Regions from separate parts of the Homo sapiens genome. Here all the other regions are linked to region 2. Evidence: chromatin loops called from intact Hi-C (ENCODE). Cell type or tissue: natural killer cell. All regions are shown on one strand. Each heading gives the region's core, and the rest is flanking DNA. Links, peaks and the distances in the headings are about the cores only.

Evidence for each region. Peaks named below come from ENCODE experiments on the same cell type or tissue, not always from the same donor. Only the 100,000 strongest peaks of a DNase experiment are listed, where the experiment ranks them.
Region 1: a loop joins it to region 2, with 2.7 times the contacts of the local background. A loop is called at or near these places in 1 of 110 quality-filtered maps.
Region 3: a loop joins it to region 2, with 4 times the contacts of the local background. A loop is called at or near these places in 1 of 110 quality-filtered maps.
Region 4: it touches region 2 in a loop (3-fold over the local background); 1 of 110 quality-filtered maps calls a loop at or near these places.

What each region holds. Positions count from the first base shown.
Region 1 is chr3:143,273,126-143,281,283 of GRCh38, forward strand. The region is part of intron 14 of SLC9A9 (solute carrier family 9 member A9); the gene reads right to left. Among named protein-coding and RNA genes, the nearest start is that of SLC9A9-AS1, 65 kb to the right of the region's middle. In natural killer cell, for the core only: no CTCF peak of the experiment used is centred there; no DNase peak of the experiment used is centred there; H3K27ac peaks cover 492 bases.
Region 2 is chr3:143,166,588-143,174,745 of GRCh38, forward strand. No RefSeq gene overlaps it. Among named protein-coding and RNA genes, the nearest start is that of CHST2, 51 kb to the left of the region's middle. RefSeq lists an enhancer at 4,590-4,729. In natural killer cell, for the core only: no CTCF peak of the experiment used is centred there; DNase peaks (open chromatin) are centred at 3,654, 4,334 and 4,824; H3K27ac peaks cover 4,701 bases.
Region 3 is chr3:143,242,802-143,250,959 of GRCh38, forward strand. No RefSeq gene overlaps it. Among named protein-coding and RNA genes, the nearest start is that of SLC9A9-AS1, 95 kb to the right of the region's middle. In natural killer cell, for the core only: no CTCF peak of the experiment used is centred there; no DNase peak of the experiment used is centred there; H3K27ac peaks cover 2,036 bases.
Region 4 is chr3:143,233,257-143,241,414 of GRCh38, forward strand. No RefSeq gene overlaps it. Among named protein-coding and RNA genes, the nearest start is that of SLC9A9-AS1, 100 kb to the right of the region's middle. In natural killer cell, for the core only: no CTCF peak of the experiment used is centred there; no DNase peak of the experiment used is centred there; H3K27ac peaks cover 3,742 bases.

The DNA of each region.
Region 1 (8,158 bases), core at 2,063-7,062, 110 kb after region 2:
TGGGTACACAGCTTAAGCCTATGGCTTGTATGATGTGGCTTTGCATAGGTCAGTGAGAAGCAAAAACCCCAACGATCCAGCTCCACAAATGAGCACCTGCTCCTTTGAAGGACTAAACTCCATTGCACCTATGTGGACTGAATGTCTGCATCCCCCCACCCTCTAACATAGCTAGGGTTATGTTGAAGCCCTAGCCCCAGTGTGATATTTGGAGATGGGGCCTTTGGGAGCTAATCAGGGTGGGGCCCTTATGATGGAATTAATACCCTTATAAGAAGAGATGCTAGGGAGTTTGTTCTCTCTCTCCCTCTTCCCACCTTCCACAAAGAAGAGATCATGTGAGACCATAGCAAGAAGGCAGCCATCTGCAAGCCAGGAAGACAGCCCTCACCAAGACCTGACCACTCTATTCTTCCAGCCTCCAAAACTGAGAAAATTTCTCTTGTTTAAACCACCCAAGCTATGGTATTTTGTTATGGCAGCCCAAGTAGACTAAGACATCACTTATCTTGGGCCCTCTTTAAAAATCTTTACTTTTAGAACCCTGTGGAGCTGTGTTCTATTTTTCTCTGAACTTGCCTCATCATGAAAATCATCTAGAACGTTTGTTAAAAATTCAGATTTTAAAGACCTCTCTTGGAGATTCTGATTCAGCAGATCTGGGAAGTAAACGAAGACACTGAATTTTCAGCAATCATCCCAGGTGACTGATCAAGTGAATTTGGAATTCTCTGGAGTATTGCCCTCCCATATGAGATTCAAATCTTAAATAGTAGACAATGTTCTTTTTGTCTCCCTATGTCCATAAGCCATCATTTTTAGGGTGAGGACAGGTATAAGGTAAGCCATAATCCCATTTGTCTCTGAACCCAGACATATATAATGGTCTCTGCCAGTTGTTGCATCTTGTCTAAGGGCTGGGATAGATACTTGACTCAACAAAATGAATACTCAATGTTATACTTGGGAGTGGATTAACAAATGATCATATCTCAGCTTGTGGAAGAAGACTTTTTGCCCACTGGGAGCATTTGCAAGTGTTTATAGACTTGATAAATGGTCTTGTTATAAGGGTAAAATGCTTGTCAGCACACAGCTGTGTGAAGAAGGAAAGCACATTTATCTCCATATCTCCATTCAGGAATACTGTACCCTACACCCTTTCATTGATATAGCATTTCCATATGTCTTATTTTCTCTTTACACTTGTAATTGGGTACTATAATCCCATTTTACAGATCAAGAAATCTGTAAACAGATGGCTTTTCTATTCCCTTCTATTCTTACTAAGATCTGGACACTAAAGATTGCTACATACTGTGGGGTGCTGGCAAATGGTTTAACAATTGACTCTCTGTTGGGGAAGAAAGGCTGGATTTGTAGCATTTCCCAATTTCCATGGTGTATAAATACTCCCACTACGGCTAATTTCAAGCTACTGACACAAAGTTACTGACTCTGGAGTTGAAAAAAGTGTACAAACTGTTGGTGTGAACTGGCTTCACCATGCCACTGGTTATAGATCTCATGAGTTCTTATGGATATTTCCAATTCAAATATTTCTGTTTTTCAAGGACACAAAGAATCAAATGAGAATATTCCACAATGATTCATTTGCTTTCTCCTAGATCACAGACACAACCATCTCAGAATAATACTGATAATGCTACCATAACAATTACCTAAAACATTAAAATATTTTTGCCATATCCTTGCATTCTGACCTCCCATTTACAAAACTCCTGCAGTATAACTATAGATGGTTGTCATATATTTATATTGTCTGGACATATAGCCATTACAGTCTATATTGTTTCCCTCTTAACTATCATTTAGTCCTAGCTAAATGATCAGGTGACTACTGATCTCATGCCTACCTCCAGGCCTTTTGTCAATTTCTCTCTAGTCACTTTGATTGTCTGAAGCTTGTTCTTCAGTAGAGTTCTCAGCAAGGGTTCATGGGAACAATATTCTGAGGTCTTGTATGTTGATAATAGTTCGTGCCTATTTTGAAAGTCATTTTGCTGGAAATAAAAGCATTGGCTTATACTTTGAGCACATTAAATGTATTTTATTTCTTTTGACATGCAAAGTTGTTCCTGAAAAGTTTAATGAACTTGTGGAAACTTTCTTTCTACCACAAATCACATGCTTCCCCCTGCCCCCAAGATGCCCAAAGGACTTTTTCTTTAAAGTTCATTAATTTTGTTAAAACTTATCTAATGTCGGTTGTTCTAGGTTGATGTCTCAGGTACATTGTGTGCTCTTTCAATGTATAGTTCCAAGGGTGTTATTTCAAGCTCGTTTTTAGGAGCATTCTATTTCCTTGCTTTGCGTTTCTTCTTTAGGGACTCCTATTCTCTAGATGTTCAATTTCTTAATCTTCAATATGTGTCACTTTCTCTTGAATTATTTTTATTTCTGATTTTTTTCTTCCCCTTCACCTGGTATTTCTCTTAAGATATCAATTGTGTTTATTCACTTTCCTATTCCTTCTAATTTAGACTTGATTTATTAAATGACTTTTTCTATTTCTAGAGTTTGTTTTTCTAATTCTTTCATGTCTTGTATCATTTTCTTAGTCTCTTAACTTGTTTGATGTAATATGTTATAATTTTGATTTGTTTTATGAGCATGTCTTTCCGGCATGTTTTCATTGTTTGTAGGAACATTATTCTATTCCACACCCTCATTTTTCTTATAATAGCTCTGTTATAGGAACTGACCTCTATTCGTTTCTATTATTCACTTTTACGTGAAATTCATTTTCCTAAGAGAATGAGGCAGGATTTAGAAAACTTTCTAAGCTTCAGAGTTCTCTCTTCGGTTGTTTTTTCACAGTGTGAAATATGGCGGTTTGCATGATGAGCTTTCCTGCTGTTTCCCTCCCCAGCTGATCTAGACCTAGTCTGTCTTTCCCTTGTCTCTACTGACCCTATCCTGCTCAATTCTAATTCCTCCAGGCAGTTTCTCCTCAGTATAGGGCCCTGTCCTAGGAGGGAGCCCATGTGGATCCATTTTGAAAGCTCTCAGGGGCCTTGACGACTCCAGCCTCTGTCTACCTTACTGAGACCATCTAGTTACTACTGTTAGAGAATGTGATAGCCCAACTCCAGTTCTAAGGATGTTTTCAAAAACATTCCAACTATACTTTTCAGGGAATACCGTTGACTAATCTTCAGGTCCATCCGATGCTACTCCATTGCTTCCTTTTTCCTGCTGCATATACTTGTGGTATTGGTGGTTTGTCTCTGCCCACTTGTAATTTTAGATTTGCTGTAAATGTGTCTCTGGGTTTTTGGTTTTGTTATTTAATTGTTCTGCCTGTTTCTATGTAGGGATTTGGAGGGATTGAAAGATTATGCTTGTGATGTCAGTGCCATCTTCTAGGAATTGCATTTTATCTGATCTTCTATCTTTGTTGATTAGTAAAGTGTCTAGCATATTACCAAGGAATAGGAGAAACATGATCTAGGTAGATTTTGATATTGTTTTCTGTAGGGGCTTCTTAAGCTGACTAGGAACTGTCCATGAGTCAAACAATGTAGCTTAGAATTATCAAAATGAACAACCTATATCACAACTCCTATATGAGTCAGATGATATCTGAAACCATGGTTCTTAACCTTCCCTGGCTGTAGAGTTTTGTCTAAAAAAAAAAACCTCCAAAAAAACTGCCTACATGCATGTTATTTGCATACAATTTCACATGACATTTCAGAGAGTTTTCAGATGCCTTGAAACCCATCCATAAACCCCTAGAGACCTGAGTTAGGAAACTCTGGTCAGGGATGATTAAGTATTAATAATGAGGGCAGATTAAAGGCTGATAAAGTGGTATGCTTAGTATCTTAGTGGTATTGGGAGTTGGTTTTAGCAATGATATCTATAGCATCTACCTATCAAATGTTAAGATAACTCTACTTGGCTCCTCAGAGCCAGCCAGGCAATCAAGGGACAGAGAAAGGGCAGTGGAGTTGGTTGGAAAAGTTAAAGGAAAGAAAGTGGTTCTAGGATACCAAAGCAACCAGCTTAAGTAGGGCAGATGGACACAAGATAAACAAGGGGCCATATTGGAATCATGAGGCTGGAGGAAACCTGAGAGTTCATCTGATCTATATCCTTGGATCTTAATACAGAAGAAAGTCGAAACCCAGTGTTTCCCTAAGTGTAGTCTCCCGACCAGCTGCATCAGAATTTCCTCTTGTGCTTGTTAAATACCATTCCTGGGGCCTTGAAGCTAATATCCTTGGGCAGGACCTAGTAATCTGCATTTCAACAATGCTCTGAAAACCACTGGAGCAGAATGGTATCTGGTCTCTTGAAAGGCTCTGAGTTGGGAAGTGTTGCATCTATGAACTGCATAGTGCCATGGTAACAATATAAATTTTACCACTATTAGGTCTTTATAACTTTTCCCTTTGGACACACAGATCAAAAGATTTCCAGGGATCTTTGCCACCTACCAGATACAGATAAAATCCATTTGTGCCATATGGATAGTGTTACATTTGGCTCAAGTTGTTTTGAAAGAAAACATTTCTGGCGAAGAATGCTGCTGCCACTTGCATAGAGTGAGCCTTGGCTTTTAGTGGCTTTCTGGTTAGAGGAAGTGCCACCAGACCTAGATGCCCTCTGTTAGCTTGTGGTGACTTTGACAACAGGCCTTTGAAGGTCACTTCCCTGACAATTTGTTGGAGAAATGAACTCTGAGAAGCAACTGTGCTCCTCCGTTCCAAGTCTTCTCTCTGGTTTGGGGAAAAATTTCCACTTGATTTCTGCTCCCAACACTGACTGGATGTAGTCCTATAAGCACTAGAGTTTTAGCTAGCTACCCCAGAGCTCACACTTAAGATAAGGGTGGCAGCTCATCCCATACTCCCTGGGGCTGGGTCCCCCGCTTGGCTCCCAAAATGGAGTGTGTGCCTGAGAATGATGGTATCCAGCTTCATCCATGTCCGTGCAGAGGACATGAACTCATGGGCAAGGATCCCAGGGAGATGCATAATCATCTCCTGCCTCTGAAAAGATAGGAACCATTATGTCTGCACCAGCAACTGCAGTGTAGGCCCCACAGGTTCGGATTCTCAGAGCACTAAGTCAAAGAGGAAACTACCTTCAGTGCTTACACGGGGAGGAAGACGGCAAACACAAAACGCAAAGGGCTGGGGGTCTAGCTGCTGTGACTGCTGCTCAGTTTGAGCCAAAGTCTTCAAAGCTTTATGCCTAGATTTTTCTCATTACTAAGGAGATGCTAGATGCTGTGTTAGATCTGGTTTGGTAATTATTTGGAGATTGTAATTATTTTGTCTATTAGTTTCATAGGGCTGCCATAACAAAGTACACAAACTGAGTGACTTAAAACTGCAAATTTATTGTCTCAGTTCTAGAGGCTAAATCCAATATTTCTGAAGGCTCTGAGGCCAGCAATCCTTGGTGTTCCCTGGCTGGTAGACGCATCGCTCCAATCTCTATTTCTGTCTTCACAGGGTGTTCTATGTCTTGACATGATCACCTTCTTACAAGCAAACCAGTGATGTCAGCTTAGGGGCCCGCCCTGTTCCAGCACGACCTTGTCTTAACTACATATATAAGTGAACCTATTTGCAAATAAGGTTGCATTTGAGGTACTGGGGGTTAGGACTTCAACATGCCTTTGTTGGAAGAAACAGTTCAGCTCAGAACACCTTGCTACTTCTAAGTAATCCCAAGTTTTCTGTATTTTTTTTAATTGTAGCAGTTAAAAGACAAGCTGAGTTTGAAGCATAGCTCTGTACTTATTATCTACAAGTAGGCAAACTTCCTGAGCTCTTTGACCACAAAAAATGGAACTAACTAACAGGAGTGGCCTCATACAGGAGAAGATATACTTTCTAGCACAGTTCTGGGCACATAATAAGCATTCTATAAACGTTAGCTAACATTTTTTTCACTGTGTCCCTTGAGTTACAGGTTTCAGAGATATATTTCAACCATCCCAAGTCAATTTACTAATATAACACCTTCCACATGCCCTGCAGTGTTCATAACATTCTTCTTCTGGCTTCTGGAGCCCTAGGAAAAATATTGCCAAGTTTTTCCCTGAAGGTTTGCTTCTCTTCTCAGAGCAGTGCCCCACATAGAGGTACCAGGGAGGCACTGCTCATTGTTTCATGACTGATGTCACAGTTTCACAGCAAGATTTCAAGTGAGAACTTACACAATTAGGGTCCTGCCATAGGAATGACCCATGTTTCCACACAAGTGAGGTGTTTACTTAGAAGGTGGGTGTCTTCATGTTGGGCATCAGATTTTTAAATTTTTTTATTACACTTTAAGTTCTGGGATTCATGTGCAGAATGTGCAGGCTACATAGGTATACACGTGCCATGGTGGTTTGCTGCATCCATCAACCCGTTATCTACATTAGGTATTTCTCCTAATGCTATCCCTCCCCTAAATCCCCCACCACTCAACGGGCCCCAGTGTGTGATGTTCCCCTCCCTGGGTCCATGTGTTCCCATTGTTCAGCTCCCACTTATGAGTGAGAACATGCGGTGTTTGGTTTTCTGTTCCTATGTTAGTTTGCTGAGAATGATGCTGTTCAGCTTCATCCATGTCCCTGCAAAGGACATGAACTCATCCTTTTTTATGGCTGCGTAGTATTTCATGGTATATATGGGGCATTAGATTTTTAATGTCACCTTAGAGCAGCCTTTGTTTTTATTTAAGAAAAAAAACAGGGTCTTGCTCTGTCACTAGGCTGGAGTCCAGTGACAATCATGGCTCACTGCAGCCTCGACCTCCTGAGCTCAAGCAATCCTCCCCCCTCAGCCTCTCGAGTAGCTGGGACTACAGGCATGTGCCATGATACCCAGTGAATTTTTAATTTTTTTTGTAGGGACAGGGTTTTGTCATGTTGCCCAGGCTGGTCTCGAACTCCTGTGCTCAAGCAATTCTCCCGCCTTAGCCTCCCAAGGTGCTGGGATTATAGGCATGAGTCACCAGGGCCTGCCTAGAACTCCCCTTTCTTATGTTTGTTTCTCCGGTCCCTGGGTGTTCTTGAGGCCACCTTCTAACTTTCCCAAACTCTATGGACTCCTGGCCATTTAGCAAATTCGTTAGAATGCATGCCCTGCAGCTCTTTTAGGGAACAAAATGAATACACACACACTTCCCACCCCAGCAATGTTGACTGTAACCCATTGAGTTTGTTATACGAATCCAGGTATGTAACACTGGGTTATTTTTGAGCTATGGAATGAAGACTGTTCAGGAGACTTCAGAAACTTATTTTCTTTGAGCAGACACAAGGAGAGCCCTTTGTCTTTATAGGGTCACATGTCACAAATCTCTTCTCCTCCTAGACATACTTTTTTCCTCAGATGTAGTCCCTTTGAAGCCTTTTTAAAACATCTGGCCTCTACCTAGAACTACATTTTTTTTTTTTTTTTTTTTTTTGAGGTGGAGTTTCACTTGATTTTGCCCAGGCTGGCGAGTGCAGTGGTGCCATCTTGGCTCACTGCAACCTCTGCCCCCAAGTTCAAGCGATTCTCCTGCCTCAGCCTCCCCAGTAGCTAGAATTACAGGCTCCCGCTGCCATGCCCAGCTAATTTTTGTATTTTTTTAGTAGAGACAGGGTTTCACTATGTTGGACAGGCTGGTCTCGAACTCCTGACCTCAGGTGACCTGCCTGCCTTGGCCTCCCAAAGTGCTAGAATTACAGGCATGAGCTACCGCGCCTAGCCAGAAATACATTTTACAATTGTTACTTAGTACATGCCTCAACATTTTCTCAACCACACACATATAACTCTAAAATCCTTCTGTGATGCACTTAGATATATTCTGTTCCATTCCATTTGTCTTCTACTCTGTTTATACTGGACATTGCTAGCTAGTATCTGCCAATATCCAGCTCTCTTCTTTCAGGTGCCTGAAGTAGGTGCGGCTCTAGGACTAATTCTGGCCAATGTGCTATGGTTATAAAGGGATAGCATCACTTCTACACTGAAACACAGGAAGCCAGCAGGCTGACCCTCTCCCTGTTACAGTGACCCAGGGAGGCCTCCGGTGAAGGTGGTAAAGCCACAGATCAGAGCTGTTTGCATCACTAAGTTGCTACATGGAGGACATTTGCCCTAGAGAATCACCACATCCTTAGCAGCCTTTGAGAGAA
Region 2 (8,158 bases), core at 1,991-6,990:
GTGATGCTGGTGTAAACAAACCTACTGCACTACTAGTCCTATAAAAGTATAGTCTATACAATTATGTCCAGTACATAATGCCTGACAATGATAATCAACAACTATATTACTGGTTTCTGTATTTACTATTCTATACTTGTAATCATTGTTTTAGAGTGTAGTTTTACTTATAAAAGAAAAGTTAACTGTAAAACAGCCTCAGGCTGGTCCTTCATGAGGAATTCCAGAAGGCATTATTATCGCAGGAGATGACAGCTCCATGTGTGTTATTGCCCGTGAAGACCTTCCAGTGGGACAAGATGTGGAGGTGGAAGGCAGTGATATGGAAGATCCTGACCCTCTGTAGGCCTAGGATCATGGGTATGTTTGTCTTAGTTTTTAACAAAAAAGTTTAAAAAGTAAAAAAAATAAATAAATTTGAAGTAGAAAAAACCTATAGAATCAGGATATAAAGAAAGAAAACATCTTTGTACAGCTGTACAATGTGTTTGTGTTTTAAGCTAAGTGTTATTACAAAAGAGTAAAAAAGTTAAAAAAATGGAAAAGTTTATAAAACAAAAAATTTACAGTAAGCTAAGGTTAACTTGTTATTGAAGAAGGAAAAGTGTTTTTTATAAATTTCATGTAGCCCAAGTGTACAGTGTTTCTAAAGTCTACAGTAGTGTACAGCCGTGTCCTAGGTCTTCACATTCACTCACCACTCCTTCACTGATCCACTCAGAGCAACTTTCAGTCCTGTAAGCTCCACTCTGCCCTACACAGGTGTGCACCATTTTTAATCTTTTACACTGTATTTCTACTGTGTCTTTTCTATGTTTAGATATGGTTAGATACACAAACACCATTGTGTTACAGTTGCCTACAGTATTCGGCACAGTAACATGCTGTGCAGATTTGTAGCTCAGGAGCAATAGGCTATATGGTATAGCCTAGGTGTGCAGTAGGCTCTACCATCTAGGCTTGTATAAGTACACTCTATGATGTTTGCCCAGTGATGAAATAGCTTAATGCTGCATTTCTCAGAATATATCCCCATCATTAAGCAACACATGACTGTAATCGAGAGGAGTCCAGGAAATTGACAAAAATTGGTGACCCTCCGTCAACCTCCCTGGCTTGCAGAAGCACAGGTTAATGTATATTGCAGCTGCCCCAATCTTCTAATAATTTACTGTGAAGATTAAGACCCTAATCTTCAAGAGACCAAGGGGTGAAGATGGGTATTTGTGTTCAAGCGCTAGTGAATTTGAGGCCGACTTTCAGACAATGCCCATAATGCTGGTCACCACACAGGGGGCCATGGAGACCAAAGGTATTCACAACCCGAGGACCGTGGCTGGAAAATGCTACAAAGTGTGCTGTGGGGTTGCACGTGTGAAGCCACTGGTGCCACTCCCATGCCACATGCTCTTTGCTGTTGCCTTTTCCCACTGTCTTTTTCTCCATTGTTTTCCTTCCTGCCTCAGTCAGAGAAGTGAATCAGGGATGTCAGGTGCAATGAGCCAGATTTCTTCCCTGCCCACATGATATGAGATTTAGTAATACACACTGTTGCTTAATACTGACATCCTAGAACTTATATATACCTATAAATGGACCTCTCTTCCATTATTCCAGTTAGTCACACTGGCATATGATTATAATTCCCTGAGCAAAGGAAGGGCTCCATATATGTAGCAAAGCATCGCTTTTGAGGTGTGTCAAAAGAAACTTGTTATTAGTCATGCTTCAAGCATCCAAGTTTGTGAATAATATATTTTAAAACATAAATTAGAGCAGATTCAGATTTCTGTATAATAATTTCATTCTCTTTGACTTGCATTTGACATGATTTTATGAATGAAAGGGAGAGAAATGGTTTATTATAAGTAGTGGGTGGTAATCTGTGTACATAACAGATGTTGAATGACACTTTTGCTATCTTGAAATATTCAGTTAAAGCCCCAAAGCCAATAATGATTGGATAAGAAGCTCCTAGGGAATTGCTGCTTGATAGGTCCCTGTAACATCTAAGAGGTGACCAAACCAGCACTGTGATCTTTAGCTCAACAAATACCTCCAACTTGTGCAAAGAGAAGATAAAGATTCAAGGGGCATGATCAAGGAAATGAATCATACACTCTGGGGGAGAAGGGTTTGGTTCTTCCTCCTGAGCCTAGTGTGGGAGCTTCCCGAGGCCACCAAACTGGGTTGTAAGAGCACCAGTCAGGAAGCTTGTGTGCCCACTTTGCACCATTATCCTTTTCCCTGCTCTAACCTGGAGGAGGGACGGCTGAAGGTGGAGATGCTGTAAAGGGGCAGTGGAAGTGCAGACCACTCTCCATCTCCATGTGGGTCAGGGCAAGGCTGGGTGGGATGGGTTGGGTGTTGAGGGTGAGAAGGCTGAGTATTGAATCCCATGGGATGGATCCATGGGATGGATATTTTGATTCAGACTGGACTGGGCCTGAAAGTGAGTCTTGATGATCAGAATGAGCTTGTTTGTTGAACTGACGGTGACTGGAATGTTTTGGGATTTGTGAAGTTGTGTCCATGGGCAGAGAAGGGAAATGTGACAGAGCAGGTCTGAAGGCAGTGGCTGGGAGAAAATAATGAACCCTGACTGACTCAGACCACCCAATAAGCTGGTTGTCCTCATGACCCTGGGTGCACCGTGGAGTACATTCTGTCGGGGTCCCTCATCTGTGCTGGGTGTCTTAGAGGAAAATGGGCTGAGAACCTTTGGGCTATACCTTCTTCACATCCCCTCAATGAGCCTCAAGAAATGCCATCTTGGTGTTCAAGGAGTGGTCTGAGGAGTGGATGGAAGCCCCTGTCCCTAGAAATGTCCCTTATTCTCTCATTTGACACCTCTCTCACTGCATTAGCAGAGACGTTTTGCTTTTAGGAAGTTTTCATTTGAAATATAAATATTTCCATGTGTATTGAAATAGTCACAGAGGCTGTATCAGTCAGTGACTTTGTGGGGTTGTTTGATGGGATCTAGTCTCTACCCCTGCTCAGAAACATTGCTGGCTCCCCGGTATCTATGTAATCCACTCTGCACCATGTAGCCTGGCAGGCAGGGCCTTCTGGGAACTGGCCCCACTGTCTTCTCACTGGTCTCCTCCTAATTTCTCCATGCTGCCCCAGACGTCAATGTATCCAGCTCTTCTGGAGTCCATGTGCTCTCTGGAACATGCAGCTCACTCTCCCCATCTATTACCATCATGCCTTTCTCCCCAGTGCCACCTTAGAAGAGTCTACTCACTGGGCTGGGTTCTGAGGCCATCTCCTACCATCTTCTGAGGCTATCTTCCTTGAGCCTCCCAACTGATTTTTTTCCTCCCTTAATATCCTTAATGCAGAAACCAGCCCCTGTCTTGATAAGATGACATTACATATCAGGAGTTGGAAAAAGAGAGGTGGAATTTAGCAATACGACAGCTCAGGAAGGTTTTACTGGACAAACTCTGGGACTTCTTTCAAATATATGTTATCAACAACCCCTTCACCTATTTTTTATTTTTAGGTCTAACGTTCACCTTTCCCTCTCATATTGAATCTCATGAGATCTTCCCTGAGAGTTGTGAGGGCCTCCCTGCTGCTGACCCACGAGGTCCTCCCTCACAAGTCTCGTGTGTTCAGGAACTGGCTGATGAACGCTTGCCTCCTTCTTCCTGCCCCGCAGACCTTCATAAACCACAAGGCTTTTTAAAAAAATTCTGATGCCTGTAGGTTTAAGCTTTACACCATCCTATAGCTTTGTCTGTGTACAATTCTAGCATACTGCCAGCCTTAGAATTTTCGGTCAGGTCCCCCTATAGATTGTATACTTCTTGGCAGTTCCTTCCCTTGTTCATTGGGTTCACAGATTCTACTCCATGCAGAGTACTTTGTGCTTTGTAGGTGCTTAATAAACGTGGTGAGTGACAACCCATGATATCTGAACTTACTGAGAAAACATTCCAGAGGGAGGTAAATGAGGATGAAAGGAGGCTGTTGGCAGAGGTGAGGAACTAGGGGCTCTGCAGACCAGCTTCCATGATGCCGCCATGTGGCCTGAGATTGGCCTGGAATCAGCTGCACTATCCCTCTTCACATAAGGCTACAGACTTTGGGGAAAGAGAATCCTTCTCCCTGCTTTACCTCTATACAAGTTCAGGCAGCTGTGTATGTGTGTGTGTATGTGTGTGTGTGTGTAATATTGGAACAGGCAGCACAGATGAGGGCTTGGCAGTGAGAGAAACTGTAGCTTTGACCTCTTACTACAAAGTGTGATGAAGAAGGCTTGAATTTTCAAAGAATTCAACTGTGTCTAATACCAGGTCTGTGGTATAACGTTCTTCCTTGGCTGGGTGCCAAAATGTAACATAAATGCTACACCCAGAGCAAAGGGGTAAAAGAGACCCACTAGTGTTTCCAGGGTTAAATTCTCCCTCCTTCACAGAGCCTTCCAGATTCACACAGTCCACTCAAGTCTCTCCTTTGTAGAAGATCCTACAGCATTTAATACTGGATGCTGCTCAGTTTAGCCCTCAATGATAGTGTCTTGCTATTTTTGGTTAGTTTCTTTAAAAATATAACTTCTGTCTTCCATTTACTTAAATCTCTTCCACGGCTTCTTTGCTTCTTGTTACATGAAGCAGTGCTGAACACAGAGGAGGAACTCAGTAACTGTTAATTGTTTTGCTCTCTAATTAGGCCCACGATAGAGTAGATACTATTGGGTGCTGGTTTTTAGGGGTGTAGGAAAGGAATCTGGGGAGTCATCTTCAAAGATCAGATGCACAAATCTTAACAAGCTGCCTCTCTCTAGTGGCCTCAGGGACTTGAAGCAAGATCAACTGACTTAAAGAAATAAACCACAAGTAGTTAAGAAACACAAAAGTTCAAATTGCATCCGGTGTAGCTCTGTGAGAAAATTTCTGCAGCAGAAGGAAGTCTGTTATTCTTGACCTGAACTTTAGTATTCTGCAGTAATGTGGGGCTGCAAAAATGCTCCTAATCTCTGACAAAGTTAGGTTCTTATCCATATATCATAAGTGAAATGAGAGGAATTGACTGATAACAGAGAAAAAATTTCCCACTTGGCACATACAGACAGTGTATGTATATGTGTATATATACATAGATACTTAAATCAAAGTAATTGGTTAATGTAATGGAAATTTAATCTCAGTTTTAAGTGGTGTTTCTTCTTTATTTGATGTGCATTATTTTAAAAACACAGCAGAGACATAGCCTTTAACCACCTCCCCCATGCCTCTGACATTATTCATACTGAAGTTTTCAAGTAGCAGACTTGGAAAGTGCTTTTTAACTACAGCTCATATCATTAGTGTTTCTGCTGTATAAGCAGAAAAAATTGGGATGCAGCTTAGCAAAAGGCTTCAGGACAACATAAAATACAAAGGGTAATAGATCTGTTTCTCAAACAGTTTTCCTGTGTAATGCGCATCCTAATGATTTCTTTTTAATTAAAATATTTTCACAAGTCTCAGAATGAGTAACCTAAGACTATTTTGTTGGGATAATCTGTATTTCCTGAGATGTGTTAACTTCAGGGTCACTGGTCTTTATTCAGTTCTTGCTCTGCCAGGCCACAGGCTGCCTCATTCTCTCCTTTGCCCTCACAGCTTGGTATCAGCTCCTAATTTTGCATCTGGGCTCTAAACTGGACTTTCCAGCTCCCTGATGGACATTTCAGAAATGTTCTATTGATGTTTCTAACGCAACAAGCCTCATGATATTATCCTTGTGTTAACATCATTGTGACATCCTCCACACACCCAAGTCAACTTGGACTTATTTTTCTGTCTCCTACAAGCAATGGCTGCTAAGTCCTGTTGATTCTGGCTTTGAAATGTCTAGAGAATACCCTCTCATGTAGTCACTTCTATTTTTGTTGCCCTAGTTCAGGCCGTACTCTCTCTTGCTTGCCTGGACCATGACAAGTAGCTGTCTAGTTGGTCTCATGGGCTGCTATCGATTTCCTCTCAAGAGTACCCTTGAAGTTGCCCCAGAGTGCTCTTCCTAAAGAATGACTTGGTGATGTCCCTTTCCTACTGAAAAAACTTGTGGTAAGTCCCAACTGCCTACTGAATCTGTTTCCAACTTTACTCTTCAGCCTCATTTTCTGCAACTCCCTGTCATCTCCCCATGCTGAACCCCAAGAGACAACTCACGATTGCTCGATGAGATGTCCAATTTCATTCCTTTGTGCTGTTGCTTGGGTTGTTTAATGCCTAGAAACTTTAGCAAGACAACATGCAAATATTCTGCAGCTTCTCTGTGCCCCCTCACACCTGCCTGCTCCAAGCGTCATTCTTCCTTTGCAGTTAAAAAAAAATCCGTTTTGGCAGGCTTTATGCAGAATTTGTTTACATTTCTATCTCTCTTACACATGAAACTTGAACTGCTAGACAACAGAGATAATGCAATTTATATCTTTGTTTCTTTAAAGACTCAAGTTGGTGATAGATGCTTATTAAGTGCCCAGTGAATTCTTGTTGAATAAATGAATTGTTGCCTTCTTTGTGAATCTTTATCCAGTTCTCTGAAGCAAACATTATTTTGTATTTATCTTTAAGTTTTTTCTCTTTGTATTTGGTTTCCAGCAGATTTCCATGATGTGTGTTGGCACGTTTTTCTTTCTGTTTATCTTCATGGGGATTGAAGGGCTTCTTGAATCTGTGGCTTGACGTTTTTTTGTCAGCTTTGAAAAATTCTTGGTCATTATCACATATTGCTTTGCCTCCTGTCTTTCCCTCCTCTTTTGGACTCTAATTCCATATATGTTAAATTTTTCTACTAGGTGCCATAGGTCTCCTATATTTTTTTCTATCTTTTTTCTCTGTGCTTCATTCTGAGTAATTTCCATTGTTTTATCTTCCAAATTGCTAGTCCCTTTTCCAGCTGTGTCTAATCTTCTGTTAAGTCTATTTATTGAGTTCTTAGTTTGTAATATCAGTTTAGATTTTTCATTTGATTTCTTTTTTGTAGATTCTAATTTTCTGGTTACTTTTTTTCAATCTTATCTATTTTTATCAGCTTATCAATCATAGGATTTTAAGGTATTTATATAACTCCTTGGATTTCTAGAGAGTCTATTTCTATAATCTTTTAAAAAATTTCTTGGTCATATCTCTTGATATGTTTGTTAACATTTTATCGAATGCCAAATATATATATAAAATAGCAGAGATTATGAATGATACTTTCTTTTTCCAGGGAAAACTTAAAAACTATTCCAGCACTGTAACACTGCTGATAGTCCTGCCCAGTTTCTTATAGTCTCAGAAGCCACTATATGCCTCTCTATAGGTGCTTCTTATCAATCAGTAAATGCCTCAAGGGGAAAAATGTTTGCCCACATGGTTGGGCTCATTTCTTTCTGCTTCCTTTCTCTCCTGGATCTTGACCCTTTAAGTTCTGATTGTCTTGCTGGCCCTGGACTCCTAGCCCTGTTAGGTGGTGAAAGTTCTGTTCTGCTTTTTTTTTTTTTTTTTTTTTTGCTTCTTAGCAGCTGCTTTCTACTTGGCTTCTCAGTCCTTCCACACATGCTGCATATGAATCAGAAAATGCTCTGAAGAGAAAAGTAGTGATTTGGGCTCACCTCAGTGAGTTTCTCTTCACTCTGGACTCCTGGCCCTGAAAATCCTGGCTTCCTTGAGTTTCCAATGTCTTCAAAACAGGTTGTTTTTGTTTTTGTTTGTTTGTTTTCCATTTTATCACACCTTTGTGGTTTGTTCACTGGGATGTTTGCACTGCCATAAAGTAGTTTGCCATGGCTAGATGTGGGAGTCTGTGTGTTCTTCTATTATGATGCTTTCTTCTACTATAAATTTCTTTCATTTGTGAGTTCTGTGAGAACAAGGACAGTAATTTATTTCATTTATCTCTTGTAAAATGCCAACTCATTCATTAATTCACTCAACATAGGTTTTGAGCACCTACTATGTTGCCAAGTAGTTGCCAAGTGCTGAGGACAGAGCAGTGAAGAAGATGGACAAAGTCTCAGCTGTCATAGGGCGCATGTCCCAGCATGGGACAGGGCACACAAACAAACAAATAGCAAGAATATCAAATAGTAAAAGGTGTTGTGTACAGGATTAAATTCAAATGCTGAGGGAGAAGGTGGGTGGCTACTTAAAGCCTTCTCTAAATGGGTAACCAT
Region 3 (8,158 bases), core at 1,310-6,309, 76 kb after region 2:
ACCTGTTTCAAAATGGTTCAGTGAACTTTGGCCTACAGATCTTGTTGGAACTATTGAGAAAGAGACTCTCTCTGTGCTAAGCTGGTGATCAGGGACCACCCTGAGGCGGATTGCTTCTTGACAAAGAGAAAGAGAACAGAGGAAAGCAAAGAGATGGAGCAAGACAATTCTTGACATCTTTTAAATACCTGGATCCAGTCATATTTACCAGATATGCTTACCGGATTTTTCTGTTATGTGAGTCAACAAATCTCTCACTCCACCTTTTTCTTGTTAAGCTTGATGAAGCTGTGTTTCTGTCACTCATAGGATCTTTCAATAAGAGGCCCCTAGTATATACCTTCTTGCACACCTTAGTGTCCTGTCCCATTGGAAACAGTTTTCCCTGTCTCCTTAGGGGCAGGCTAAGGGCAGGGGTACACGTTGAGATAATCTGAAAAATGAGTCTATGCCTCTGAACCGGCAGGAGAGGTATAGGGTGGGGTGGAGGGTTGTCTCAGGTGAAAGGTTGATTTTGACAGCAGTTTCCTGGAGCCGATGGTTCTCCCTTTTTGATAACCTCAACAGAGTAATTGTGAGGATGCAGGGAAAGAGGGGATTGGGAATGAATCCTTACGAGCATCTTCTAAGTGTCAGATACTGTGTCAGGTGCTTAACATAAGGTATCTCACTCAGTTCTTACAACAATCTTGTGTATATCATTGTCCCATTTTCACAGGTCAGAAAAACATATCAATAACAATAGCTACTATTCACTGAATGCTATGCTCCAACATTATTTATAATTCTACTTTATCCATTACAATCATAATAATCTGCAAGATATACTATAGATATATTTTAAAATATAGATTATTATCTATATTTTATAGGTGATGAAACTAATGTTCAGAAGAGTTAGGTAAGTTGTTCATGGCCATGCGGCCAAAGAGGACAAGTCTGTATTCAAAGAGACCTCATTTGGAAGCCAAGCTTGATATGAAACAGATTTTGACTTACAGTCTTGTGACAGGTGTGGCTGGAGAGATATTCAGGCTAATGAGGGCCTCTCAGCATGCCTGACTTCGGAACGGGAGGCACAGTCAACAGGACTGTCATGTGTGGCGTTGACCCTCAGTGCCACCTTGGACCTCGGTATGCTGACCACCAGCTTCAGTTAGGACCTTTGGTCAGGTTACTTGCCAAACAAGATCTAAAGGAATTCTCTACCCAGAACTCTATAAAAACAAGAAGAAGAAATAATTAAGAACACCGTGTAGAACAACACAGCTTTCATTCCAGTTTATATATTGTAAAATAAAGCCACACAGATCCTAAACATGCTAGGTGCTCTTTATATTTGAGAATCTGGTGTCAATTACTCATTAAAATGTCAAGTTGGCCGGGATTGGGAGGTGTCTGTTGGGCCCTATTAGTATTCTCTCCTTACATCGTGCCAGTCCTGGGAATTGTGTTGGTCCATGTGAATGTCCTGTGGTGACCTGAGTGCCACACTAACCCAGGCCAGCCCACTTCACATGTGTATCTTCTTCCTGAGGCAGAGTTGGTATCTAAATTACAAAGACTTCTCTTGTCTTTGAGAATGCAGCCACTCAGAGCTCAGCCTTTAAGGATTAGCAACTGTATTTCAGTTGTGTGATTTACTCCTGTTCCCACCCATGGCTGTGACACTTGTGGTGGGCTGAATAATGGCTCCCAAAGATAGCCACATCTAAATCCCTGGAGCCTGTGAATATGTTACCTTACACACTGAAAGGCACTTTGCGAGTGTGATTAAGGCTATTGAGATGGGACTATTAGGCTGAGCATCCAGGTGGGTCCAATGTAACCACGGAGTCCGTATAGAGCAGGGATCAGGTGATCCCAGTTAGTAGCAGGAAACGTGATGACGGACGCAAGAGGTTGGAATGATGCGAGGAAAAGATTCTGCGCCAAGGAATGCAGCTAGCCTCCAGAAGCAGATAAAGGCAAGGAAACAGACTCTTCCCTCAGATCCTCGGGAAGGAACCAGCTTGCCTACACCTGGGCTTTAGGTCAGTGAGACTGATTTTGGACTTCTGACTCCTAGCACTGTAAGGTAATAAACTTGTGTTGTTTAAGTACACAGCACACAAGGTAATAAACTTGTGTTGTTTAAGTACACAACACAAGTTTATTACCTTGTAGTAATTTGTTACAGTAGCCATAGGAAACTGAAACAATGTTTCAGACCAAAGCTTAGGTGCTGGAGGAATTTTTTTCCTCCAGCAAATGCCTTCTGCAACCACCTGCCGCACAGTGTTTTAATTACACATTTGTGAAGACATACAGCTAACTCCCCTTGTTTCAGGTGGATGGACCTCATGCTTCTCTCTGGCTCTAAGGAGGGAGATAATAACTTTTGGTTTGCGTGCATCCTCAGAAATCCTTCCCTTTACTTACAAGGCCTTTACTCTCCTTTTGCTACTTGAGTTGTGCTAGTCACCACTTCCCCGACCACAGCAGGTGCAGGTAAAAACTGTCCACTTGCTTGTTCACTGGGTTTTACTGTGACAGAAGGGTTCTCATCAGTTGATGAATTCAACGTTAACCATTTAATTCACACTTACATGTTGCAATGTGAAGATATCCATAGAAGGATAGCCAATGGGTCACTGAGTGTCTTGAAGGGGGGACAAATTTATCAGAGGGCTGCCTCAGCCGGACAGGAGGGTGACTTGACTTGGAATGTGACTTGGGTATTGGAGCCAATTAAACTCAGAAGAGACTGATTATGCTGCATTTTATGTCTACAATTGGACATATTTAATGCAAGTGACTAACATGAATACTTGCCGTTTGGGAGCCTTCTTCTCTTTAGTAGGGGAAGAAGAATTATTGGAAGGTTTCTTAGTAGCTATGAAGTCAGGGCAAAGGGAAGTAGTAATATAGAAGACAGTCTTAGAGATATTTAACTCAGGACAGCTGTTTTCAGATGGAGGCACTCTTTTTTAAAAAATGAAATGTTTAGTGAAGACCTGTATGTGGGAGTTATCAAGGGAGAGCTGCTCTGGGTGCTGCAGGGGTGGGAGTTCCAGAACGGCCACAGGGTTCCTCCTCCTCACATGCAGTGGCCTCTGAGTGGCCTGATGGTTCAGTCCTGCACCATGGCGGAATAGACGTCCTTGGTGTTATGGAGCTGGACAGGCCCTGCTGACTGTGGGCTCTTTGGGCTTCCCTCTTTGTGTTCCAGGCTACCCGCTCCCCTTTGTGTTCCAGAGTCTGTTCTTAAACTGGGTACAGTGAAATTGATTCAGATTTATTTTGCTAAATTACAATCACATTTGAGTTTTGTTTCTCTGAAATTACACCCTGGCCCCCTTGATTGGAGTTTTCAACATTCCCAATCTTTTCAGTCACACGTTTACAATCTTTTGGTTTATTTCCACCGATGGCTGAACTCATGCATTATGCATGGGTGTTGCTGGTGGTGTCTCAGAGGGAAAATTCATTTCTGAGTGTTTTCTGGGTACCACAGTCATTGCCATGTTTTATGCACATGTGTGGTGATGGTCCCCATTGGGGGCGATGCCTACTCTCCTAACAGGAAAACCACCCATCAGCCTAGCAAGAATGGGGGGGCGGGGTGGGGGACAGAGAAAACATGTTTCATGTTTCACTTTTTCCCCAAATTCCTGAATGAGGAGGGATTCTAAGTGTTGAAATTAGATAGTGTCAGAATCAAACTCAGCTTCAAAACTTGAGAAACTCAAGTTGTGATTCTCTGTTCTGTGGCAGTGCAAAATCCTCACGTTTCTCACAAACCTATATGAGAAATACGATCTGAACGTTCTGGTACAACTCAACTGACAATGAGTACCAGCGTCTATCTTCCATGCTTGCACTGAGTTCTGCTTGACCTCATACCCATGTTCTTTACTCCAATCAGTTGCTATTTCAGCTATAGTTGGTTGTGACTTCTTTCTTGTAATTGTGTTTAATGGAAAATGATGTTGAAGCAATAATTTTCTTTTTGCCAAGTGTCCCTCAGGGGCTGCCCGTGTATTACAGCTTCTGGTCTCCCTCTTTGCTCCTTCTTGCTTCTGCCCATGACCAGCTCTTCCCATACCTGGTTCAGAATTCCTATGAATGGTGGAAGAGGAACCACCTGTGTCCCAGAGGAGGAACAGTTAGGCCGGCACACACCTATTTGTGTGTGTGTGTGTGTGTGTGTGTGTGTGTGTGCGTGCGTGCACGCATGCATGCATACTTTGGTTACATTCCATATGGTTTAAACTGTTGTCCTGTCTCCCAGGGAATCAATATTTATTCAGAGACCCTCAGGCCTACCCCTCTCCCCACAGAGAGCTCTCTGCAATCTTATGCAGCTATGCTACCTGCCTTCAGCACTTGAACTTGACCTGCTAATGCTGCCCTCCAGAATATCAGCCCAGCATGGGAGATGCATCAATGGGCTAATTACATACCATAGAGGAAAGTTTACCCCGCAGAGCAGGAACTCTTTTGAGGTTAAAGCCACCGTAAGTGCTTGTGAAATGCTGACGCCTGGAGAGAAAGAGCTAATAATTCCCCTGTCATTTCCAGGCCACCAGAGAAAGCCAAATCTAGCTAGTGTTAGAGGGAGGAGCTGTCATTGTAACAAGTGTGATGACTAGAGGTCATCTTAATTGAGCTGCTAAATGGAGTTGTATTTTTTTTTCCTTTTTAATGTAGAAGGGTCACTGTTTTTATGGCCGTACTTGTTTCATCTTTCTTATAGCTAGCTTGGCTTATTGGCACAGTTGAGTGTTGTGGACTGAAAATTATTAGGAGTATTTTTTTTTTACCTTCAAGTGGAAAGCTGCCTGTACTTCTTCCTAGGCTATCTGTTAAAGGTACTTAGTATAACGTGACTTGTGGTAGGTGAGAGAATGAATTGGATTTGCTTGTAGCTTCCTGGCATGTGTTTCTCAATGTTAGCGCTATATGAGCTACCTACCAGGAATTTGGTATGCCTGTAGACCACTATTATCAAGGAAAAAAGGATTCACTACTACTTCATCGTAAAATTGAAACTGCATTTAAAATGCAAACCATAATAGTGTTGTGCCAGTAAGAAACATGATACAGTTGATGATCTTTCACCGATATGTCCATGCCCTGTTTGGTGGAGAGTGAGAGCCACAGATGAGTTTTTCTATCTGGTCCATTGCTATTCCTAGTTTATACTTCCCTAAATTTGAAAATCTTAAGTCGTAATTATATCTTTGGTAATGAAGGGACATGGAGGATGGCCCTGTCAGATTGTTCTGAGTATCTGAAAAGTGCATGACCTCCAGATTCTAGAGGACTTTCTATAGTCTTGGTGCCCACCAGCCCTGACTGTCCTACTGTAGAAATCTGGATGTTTCAACAAGGAAGGTAATGGTGAATGGATCCCTCATTTATTCTTTGGTTGTATTTATAACTTTTCTTCCAGTTCTATCATAACATTTAGATGTGGCTTTGAAATATGCTCATTAATAAACCATATATTTCTCTCTCTCAGAAGACAAGAAAATAGTTTTAGAGAATAGCCACTTCCAGGGATGGAGTTGTCTGAAATTTGTTTTTCAAAACTCCAGATGTCTTATCCCCGACGTTAAAAATATGGTATCTCAGCTCTTGAAGTGATAGGTTCAGGACACCGAATGTAAACTGTTGTATGTAACGTGAGCAATGCAGTCGAAATAATTAGCTTTTAAAAAAATGACCTCTTGGCATCCAGTGTCATGAAGTATAAAGTTATGTCTTATCACCCGCTTAAACTGTGAGCCCCTTTCCCCTTGACATTTAGATCATTTTGGTGAGTCAATGCCCAGAAGATCTTCACATGGCATGCTGAAAAACTCTACACTCAGGGGCCACGATTTTGTGTGATAAGCAACTTTAATGTTAAATCAAGATCATGGCTTAAGATGCCATCTACAAGCCAATGATTCCCATGAAAAGAAAATTTCTGTTGTAGCCTTCTGGTCCCAAGGAGGCTGAGAGATGGAGCAGGGAAGAGGAGCACTCGTCCCCATTGAGATGGCCTCAGGGGACCCAGCCTAGATCACAGAACTCCAAGTGACACACAGACACATGAGCTAAATAAATTCTTACTGTTCGTGTTGCTGAGATTTGGTAATTGTTATGTAGTTGACCCAGATACCTTATTTCTATTACGAACTCTGGAGTCTGTTTTCATGCAGCAGCCGGAATGAGCCTTTTAGTCATATTTTTCATTTACTTATTGCCCCCCGTGATTGGCTGAAATTGGTTCTCACTTCACTATGAATAAAAGCAAGGACTTTACCAGAACCTACCTGAACTGCCCCTTCCCCCTACTGGCTTCCACTCTGACCTCATCCTTCACAGCTCTCCGCACTGCATGCTCTGCTCTGGCCATGCTCTTTCCTTGCTGTCCTTGAATGTTCCAGACAAGTCCAGACACATCTCCATGGTTCATTCTCTCATCTTTAAGTCTTTGCTCAAATGCCATCTTCTCATAGAGGTCTAAACTGATTGTCTTGTTTCAAATACTAACATCCATCCTACTTCCCATCCTATATTTTCTTACACTGCTCTATCCCCCCAACCCCACTGTGGTGCTATCACTTGGTAATATACCATATAACTTACTTTATTAGTCTGTTTTCACACTGCTATAAAGAACTACTGGAGACTGGGTAATTTATGAAGAAAAGAGGTTTAGTTAGCTCATGGTTCTGCAGGCTTAACAGGAAGCATGGCTGGGGGGCTGCAGGAAACTGACAATCACGGTGGAAGGCGAAGGCAAAGCAAGTGTGTCTTGCCATGGCCGCAGGAATGGCAGCGGGTGGGGTGGGATGGGATGAGACCCCTGCCCCTTCACACTTTTAAATTATCAGATTTCCTGAGAACTCACTGTCATGAAACCAGCATGGGGAAAACTGCCCCCATGATTCAGTCACCTCCCACCAGGTCCTTCCCTTGACATATGGGGATTATAATTCGAGATGAAATTTGGGTGGGAACACAGAGCAAAACCATATCACTTAGCTACATCATTGTTAAAGTCTGTCATCTTCTGCTAGAATGTAATCTTTATGTGGGCAGGAACAGTGCCTGGCATATTGTAGGCACTTATTAAATATACCTCTTGACCTTTATTTAGTCAATAAATATTGGTGAACACTGAGGTTCTCTCTGACTAAAGCAGGGTGTGGAAACACATTTTCATTTGCCCAGCAAAGACCTTCCTGGCCACCCTAATAGTATTTTGTCAGGATGTTCCCAACGCATCTTTCCTGGTCTGTCTCACCAGCACAGGGCAATCATCTTCAAAATGGAAAGCCTTTTCTTCACGCCTGTAATCCCAGCACTTTGGGAGGCCAAGGTGGGCAGATCACCAAAGGTCAGGAGTTCAAGACCCGCCTGGCCAATATGGTGAAACCCCATCTCTACTAAAAATACAAAAATTAGCCAGGTGTGGTGGTACATGCCTGTAGTCCCAGCTACTTGGGAGGCTGAGGCAGAAGAAGGTTGCAGGGAGGTGGAGGTTGCAGGCAGCCGAGATCTTGCCACTGTACTCTGGCCTGGGCAACAGAGTGAGACTCTGTCTCAAAAACAAAACAAAACAAAGCCTTTTCTGTAGCAAGGTAATATGGTTTGGCTCTGTCCCCACCCAAATCTTAACAGGAATTGTATCTCCCAGAATTCCCATGTGTTGTTGGAGGGACTCAGGGGGAGGTAATTGAATCACAGGGACCGGTCTTTCCCATGCTATTCTTGTGGTAGTGAATAAGTCTTATGAAATCTGATGGGTTTATCAGGGGTTTCTGCTTTTGCTTCTTTCTTATTTTCTCTTGCTGCTGCCATGTAAGAAGTGCCTCGTGCCTCCCGCCATGATTCTGAGGTATCCCCAGCCATGTGGAACTGTAAGTCCAATTAAACCTCTTTTTTCTTGCCAGTCTCGGGTATGTCTTTATCAGCAGCATGGAAATGGACTAATACACAAGGGCTTTCAGTAACAAAAGACAAAATGTTATTGTGCATTTTTACTTCATTTATTTATCTCACATAAGCTAAGAGCTGATTTATACTCATTGGTGGTTTTGTCCAACTGAAAAGTGAAATACTAACTTGCAAACAAACATGATCAAAAAGGCTTTTCAGCTTGAAAATTGTGTCCTGGAGT
Region 4 (8,158 bases), core at 995-5,994, 66 kb after region 2:
ACTCCCAGACCTTTTCATTCAGCCTTCTTCTTTATCTTGATAAATGGTACCACCTTCTCCCAATTTGTTTCAACCAGAGATTAGGGAATCACCCTTGATTTCTTGCTTTCACTCATCCTCCCTGCCCCTGTCGGCAAGTCCTATATTATAACTAAAAAATATGTCACGAAAGTGTCCATTTTTCTCCATCTCTACTGCCACCACTGCAGTTTCCGGAACAGTGGTGACATCCCCCAAAGAACTAATTTTCAGACCACAGCCAGTGATCTTTTAAAAATTTAATTTGAATTATATTATTCGACTTTTTAGAGACTTTTAATGGCATGGCTTTCCTTTGTATTTAAAATAAAATTCAAACTTTTAGATAGCTTAAAGCTCTCTACTATGTGGGCCCCCTCACCATTTTCCTGTTCTTTCTTTTCCTCCATGTCCTCATTCAGCCACACACTCTGGCTGCTTTAGTGTGGCCCAAATGTCAAATGTCAAATTTCCACCCCAGTCCTGTTTTAGGGTGTCTTTCCGCATACACGATAGTTCATTGTTTGATTGCCAGTATATAGAACAATATTTTTAGGATCTTATAAATTTCATTGAACCTCAATACCTGTTGTTGCAAACACATACTTAACTGAGTTGAAAGGATGGCAATATAAACAGCAGTGACCACATTTGCCGCTCAGAGGCAATGACAACCATACCATAATTGCCTTGATTCTAAGGCCAGGTTCTTTCTACCTCAGGGCCTTTTTACATGCTGTTACGTCCCCTGAAATGTCCTCCTCCCTGCTCTCTGAATAGCATCTTTTCATTGTTTAGGTCTCGGTTGAAATATAACTGTCTCAGAAATGTCATTTCTTTTTCTTTTCTTTTTTCTTTTTTTTTTTTGAGACGGAGTCTCACTCTTGTCACCCAGGCTGGAGTGCAGTGGTGCGATTTTGGCTCACTGCAACCTCCGCCTCCTGGGTTCAAGCAATTCTCCTGCCTCAGCCTCCTGAGTAACTAGGATTACAGGTGCCCGCCACCACGCCTGGCTAATTTTTGTATTTTTAGTAGAGATGGGGTTTCACCATGTTGGCCAGGCTGGTCTCAAACTCCTGGGCTCAGGTGATCTGCCCACCTTGGCCTCCCAAAGTGCTGGGATTACAGGCGTGAGCCACCGCGCCCAGCCTAGAAATGTCCTTTCTTATTGTGTGATTTACTTTAGAATTCCTTCCCTCTTCTCTCTTACAGCACCTTATTTTATTTCCTGTACACATTATAGTTTGTAAGAATTCATTTGCTTGTTTGCTTGTCTTCCATCTGCCCCACCAGATTATTGGTTTCATGAGGGCAGGTTCTGACTGTTAGGTCAGTAAAACTTTGTTGATAGAATGTATGAATTACTAGGTTGGTGTAAAAGTAATTGTGGTTTTTGCCATTACTGTAATACAAGACTGTATTCTAGTTTTATCTGTTGGAGTCATTCAGAAACAATGTCATCCCTCTTGTACAGGCTGCTCCTTCAATTCCTGGAAGAGACTCTGCTCCCCTATCCCAAACAAAAGTTCTTTTTCCCATGAGATAAAATATTTTCAACCCTCTCTTTCTCACATGATTTTGATGTTACTTTATCATTCTGGCAATTTATTCAACAAATGTATTCAATAAAATTACGAATACCAGATTGTTCTTTTGGACAGGTTCCAGCTGTATTTTGTCAATGTTTTTTTTAATATGTGACTCCCTCATCCCTCAAGAAATGTGAGGTCCATAGAGTTGAACAAACTCTAGTAGATGTTGACTGTCCAGCTCAGTTGAGAGTTGACCATGCTTTCATATTCTTTATTTTAATGTCCATATTCTATTCATTCATCCCAAGTGGAAGTTTCACAAAGTCTAGATGAGAAGGTGGCTTCATGGCATTAGTGGGGACATGGGACTGTATCAATTACGGGTCTTTGGGTGCTAGCAACACAAAACTCAATTACTAACAATGGGCTGAACAATAAAGATGCTTAGTGTCTCCCATAACGAGAAGCTAAGGCTTTAGGCTTGGTTAAAAAGTGGCTCAGTGATGTCATCAAGGACCCAGTTCCCCCCTCTTTTCCTTCTCTGCCATCTTTAGTATGTGACTTGTCTTCAGGTAGGCTCCCTCATAGTTTCAAGTTGGCTAACGTAGCTCCAGGCATCACCAAGCCCAGAGTCTGTAGAAAAGAGGTTTCTTCTCATGCATCTTTTTTTCTTTTTTTTAAAGATCCCAGAAATCTTCCCCACCCTCTCACTCTCATCCCTTCTCATCTTATTGCTCAGAACTAGGTTACAGGCCCACTTCTAAAAAACCAGTGGGAAAGAGAAGAGATTGAGATCACCATGATGGGATCAATTCATGAAGATCCTCTGAGAAAGGCCAAGTCTCCTCTGAAGCACAAGACCCCTAAGCCTTGAATCAATTCAAAGTTCTGTTAGCAAGAAAAACAGGGTGGGGGATGGCAACCAACCACATCTGCTACAGGGTGGTCATGCCTTTTGGTGCTCGGAAGCTAGCTCTCTCTCAAAGTTAGCAAGTGGCTACTGTCTCATGAAATGAGAGCCACCCTTTTAAAATTCTCAAGTACTTTGAAGGGAGTTATGTGTTTTCCTGGGTGTGAAAGTTGTGGTCATACTACATTTTGTCAAACCTAAGAAACTATCTAGATGTACTACTACTTTATGAACCTCTAAGATTAAAAAGTTATTTTAAATTCTGACATAATGTCTTAACAGTAGTTGCATGACTCTTGAGTCTGGAATACTGGCCCCTTACTGCTTGGAAATTTCTTTCCTCTCTTGTGAGAGACCTGGCTATTACTCTTACTTTCCGTTGCATTGCTCGATGTGGAGCAAATGTAACTGCTTCATTTTTTGTGGATTTTTTGTTTTATTAGGTGTTATGAAACCATTTGTTGTTGCTTTGTGAGAAAGTATGAAATTGCATTTGTTCCTATAATAACAACAATTTGCCTCACAAATGTAAAATTTACCTCCCAGCCCTGTTCGTCTTTCTGCATACACAATAGCTCATTGTTTGAATGCCAACATGTAGGAGAACATTTTGAGGAACTTTTAAACATCACTGAACCCCAACACCCATTTCGCAACCACATATTTAACTCAGTTGAAACTATGACAATATGAACAGCGGTGACCAAGTTTGCCACTCAGACGCAATGACAACCATACCATGATTGCCTTGATTCTGAGGCATATTGTGATTTTAAAGATGTTAAAATGTGGGCAGAGAAGCTTGTGGTAGAATTGATAAAACATGGTACATCTGACAAGCTTGCGAGTCTGTGGCTTAATGAAAACTATCGATGGCTCCATGTCCCTCATTAACGCCTGAGAGAGCATGAGCACTGCAGCATGTGGAAAACGCAGAAGGCAGGTCACTCGTGGCATGAGTGGTTCTAATTAGATCAGCGAGACATGGAGCAAGGCTCTTTGCTGAGCTGGTTGTTCAACATGAGTGGTCACCACCAGTGCTTATAATTTTCTTATTGCTAATTGGACACATGCTTGTGTCTCTGTCACTTCCTGCATTTGTTTTCAGCTTCACTGCACTCTTCATCAAGGCAATAAGATTGTGCTAGAAAGGAAGGAGTGTGTGTTCGTGTGTATGTGTGTGGGAGAGTGAGAGAGAAAATGAGACATACATATACACAGAGAATGAGAAAATAAGCCCACACAAACAGAAATATTGGTCAGTCTTGTGTTTAGTGAAGAGAAGAAAAACACTCACCTTAAAAAAAATAAAAAAAACAATTCCTGAGCTGATTGGCTCCATGAGCTGATTGGCTCCAGTCAGCCATGTGAAATGAAGGAGGAAAACACAAATCCTTTGTGGGATTCTGTGGAAGGCTGCATCAGCACGGTTGCCCTCAAGGACCCCCTTTCTGAGATGAGGTCAGGCTCCTGCTGAGCCTGTGTCTGAACACCGCAAGCCGTGGAAAACAAAACCAGGCCCAAGCCCAGACCTCCCTGCTGAGATACAGATTTCCAGGAAAAAAAAAAAAAAAAAAAAAAAGAAAAGGAAAAAACATGTGAGAACCATCTTGTCTGATGTCGAGGAATTGAAAAGGCACTTTCTTTTTTGGTGATTCGCTGAAGAAAATAAGCCCTTTTGGCAAAGTTCCACCCTGCCTTTAAAGTTTATTGTTCTTTGGCATCTTGGTCCCTGGACCACCCATTCTGCATGAGTCTTTCCCATGTGGCATGAAGTAGACTAAAATATCATCTTGCGCTTGTCACATCTAGAAAGGAAGAATTGTACTGACTGACATCTGTTCTCCACGTTGTCCTTTCCCCTCGCCCCACAACACAGGCAGGCTGTGGCCAAGGCAGTTTCTGATGTGATCTTAGTGAACCATGTCTTTTTTCTTGTTTCTCCTAGCCCTCAAATCATTAAGTTTGTTATTTTAAAGTTTGATTTTTAAAATTATACCACTTTTCTTGGCAAAGAACAGAGAAAAAGAAAAATTGTTTTTTGCAAGTACTATGTGGTATTGAACCACCACACATTAGTTAAGATTTTGTACTCTGCTGAGTGATAAAATGAAGTTTAAAACCTGGCTCCTTCACTTTAGGCCAGTTAATGCATCACTTTGGTCTAGTTTGTTAAGTTCTATAAATCTCAGTTTTACTTACCTGAAAAATGGGGATAATAATGGAGGAAGCCTCCCCCAACCTTTTTTTGAGGATTAAATGAGGATTGCTCATGCACAGCCATGCACTGCCTGGCACCTGAAAAATGTTTAATAAATGCTAGCCAGCACTGGCACATTGAAATGTTTGCTGGGCTTTAAGTTCCTTATTAGGCTTTAGACATTTCATCACTGTCAACCCATATATTCCCAGAAAGAGGATTCTGGCCTTGACCATGTTTCCATCCCATAAACATGCCTTCCATGGGCAGTTGCATCTACCTCCAGCCTGTAGATGCTTCTCTTCCCAGCCCCAGATGGACAAATTCACTTGCTGATGAAACCCAGCTTACAACTAATACTAAAATGAGACTCACTGATCTTGCCCCAGATGTGCTTTTCCTCTGAGGTTTCTCTTTTTCCATCACTTACCAGTCATTTAAGGCAGAACTTGGGCCTTGCCCAGTCCCCCTTCCACTGAGTCTCCATGTGCCGTGTCCCTCTGAGTGTCCCCTGCCCCTCTGCTCTACCCTCCTCACTCCTGTCTTGGAGACCCTCGATTTCCTTGATTACAGTTTTGCTGTAATGAACATTTTTTTTTGTTTTTTGAGACGGAGTCTCGCTCTGTTGCCCAGGCTGGACTGCAGTGGTGCGATCTCGGCTCTCTGCAAGCTCCGCCTCCTGGGTTCACGCCATTCTCCTGCCCCAGCTTCCCCAGTAGCTGGGACTACAGGTGCCCACCACCATGCCCGGCTAATTTTTTGTATTTTTAGTAGAGACGGGGTTTCACCGTGATAGCCAGGATGGTCTCGATCTCCAGACCTCGGGATCCGCCCGCCTCGGCCTCCCAAAGTGCTGGGATTACAGGCGTGAGCCACCGCGCCTGGCCTGTAATGAACATTTTTAACTGGCCTCTCATTTCCATTTTCTCCATCTTCCAATCCATCCCTCATTCCGTGGCTCTATTCATCACGATGCTTCAGACCTCCAGTGGCACCACATTACCTTCAGCCTAAAATCTGAGCTCTGTAATAGGCCTGCAAAACCCTTCCTGATTTGGTCCGCCCCTTTAGCTTCGCCCATCTCTCATTTTAAATTCTTCATACTGCAGCCATATTGGAATGCTTGGAAGCTCTTCCCGATCAAAGGACATCCCTTAATATTGTATAAATGCTTCCCTTTAGAATGCACTTTCCCAATTTTTGGGGGGATGGTATTCATTTCTTCAGTGTTCGGCTCAGTTGATAACTTGTGTACAGCCTTTCCTGACCCTCACATCTGTGTTAGGTTTCCCTCTCATTGCATTCTAGGCATTCCTTAATCACAACTCTTACCATACTGCTGGAATGAAGGGAATTTGTTGGTTTTTTTAAGCTCTGTATCCATCATACTTTTCTTCAGTCTGGCACACAATAGAAAAGAAATATTTGTTTCCTGAAAGAATGAACGGAAGAAGGAAGGAAGGAGGGCATAAGATGTTAATCATTGTTTTGATGGGACTAAGTCTAAGAGTTAGATTGTCTTCTAAGGTACAATGTCTGTACATTGATACTTGACACAGGGGTCTTTAAATTATGAAATGAATTGCCTTTGCTCCATCTCAGTTACCTGCACATGAAGAGCACCCCAGTTGCTCATTATACTCCTTAGAATCAAAATTACATTGCCCACTAGGGCTAGGTCCTTAGGCCTAGAAGGAATTAACCAGCTTGCTTCCCAGGTTCTGTCCTTCTGACAATGGAGCTCACATAAATAGTTTAAGTCCGCCGGGTGCAGTGGCTCACGCCTGTAATCCCAGCACTTTGGGAGGCTGAGGCAGGCGGATCACTTGAGGTCAGGAGTTCAAGACCAACCTGGTCAACATGGTGAAACCCTATCTCTACTAAAAATACAAAAAAAAAAAAAAAAAATTAGCCAGGCGTGATGGCAGGTGCCTGTAATCTCACCTACTTGGGAGGCTGAGGCAGGAGAATCACTTGAACCCTGGAGGTGGAGGTTGCCGTAAACCGAGATCGCGCTACTGCACTACAGCCTGGGCAACAAGAGTGAAACTCCATCTCACAGGAAAAAAAAAAAAAAAGAGTTTAAGTCCACCTTCTCAGCTACTTGTCTTAGGAGTACTGAAGACTCTCAAAGAATAAATGCCAAGATGCATTGGTATATCAACCTTGACTCTAGTCTTTCTCACTGTATATTATTGTTTAGTTTTTTTTTTTTTTCCCTAGACGGAGTCTTACTCTGTCACCAGGCTGGAGTGCAATGGTGTGATCTCGGCTCACTGCAACCTCCGCCTCCCGGGTTAAAGTGATTCTCCTGCCTCAGCCTCCCGAGTAGCTGGCGCTACAGGGACGTGCCACCATGCCCAGCTAATTTTTGTATTTTTAGTAGAGACAGGGTTTCAACATGTTGGCCAGGATGCTGTCGACCTCTTGACCTTGTGATCCACCCGCCTCGGCCTCCCAAAGTGTTGGGATTACAGGTGTGAGCCACTGCACCTGGCCTATTGTTTAGTTTTTATGTGCTAGTTTTCATTGTCAAGTGGCTTTGCAATAGTTAATACCATCTCCTCCACTTCAGTTTTATTATTATTTCCTGTTTCTCTGTAACAAAAAAGAAATTTTGACAACACACAAATACATCTGTAGATCTGGGGTACTCTTTGAAAACTTGTGGGTTTTTACACTTTTTAACAGATTAAGACTTCTGAATCTTCAATTTACCCTGAACATAATTCAGTTCTGAGTATCTCTGGATTAGCTTACTTTTCAAAGTATTTATCTTCAGCGCACTGAGGGAGCCTTATATTCTCTACCTAGTTTGTTGCATTTCCAGAATTTTTGTACCTTGTTCCTTTAAGTAACAGAATTAAAGCAATGGGGAGGGGGCTAAAGGTAGCATTTATTAGGAGGACTTGCCCCTCTCTTCCATTAACTTCTGCTGACTGCTTTTTCATTCAGTTATTATAGGTCAAAAGTTAGTTTTAGATAATGGTGAATGCCTCTTGTTTCTTTAAAGGATCTCTTAAGTACCACGAAGGTCATGCTCATTCCTTAAGTTAGTAAACTTGGCAAGGGAGGGTACTAGATGCATCCAAGGGCATATAGCAAATGAGCATCCAAGTCTGGGAAGAGTGAACATGTTGACGTGTTGTCACTGCAAGATTTTGCTAATTGTACCCAGATGGTCTGATCTTTTATACTTTTTGTGACAAACTTCCTCTATCAGTCATTGTCCTCCTTTATGACTGGATAGAGTTGTTGTTGTTTTTTTTTTTTCTCTCATAAGCACGGAAATTTGACCTCCTTTAAAGCTGACTCAAGATCCTTTAATTCATAAACTTGTACTCCTTACATACCCAAGACACGGTAAATGGGACTCACAGCTCCTCAGACTTTTTTCTCAGGTGACACCAGCCTGAAGATGAATCATAAATGCCGATTTGGACTCAATGTCCCGAGATCCCCAACATCTTCTCCTAGTAGTTCTCAACTCCTCTGCAC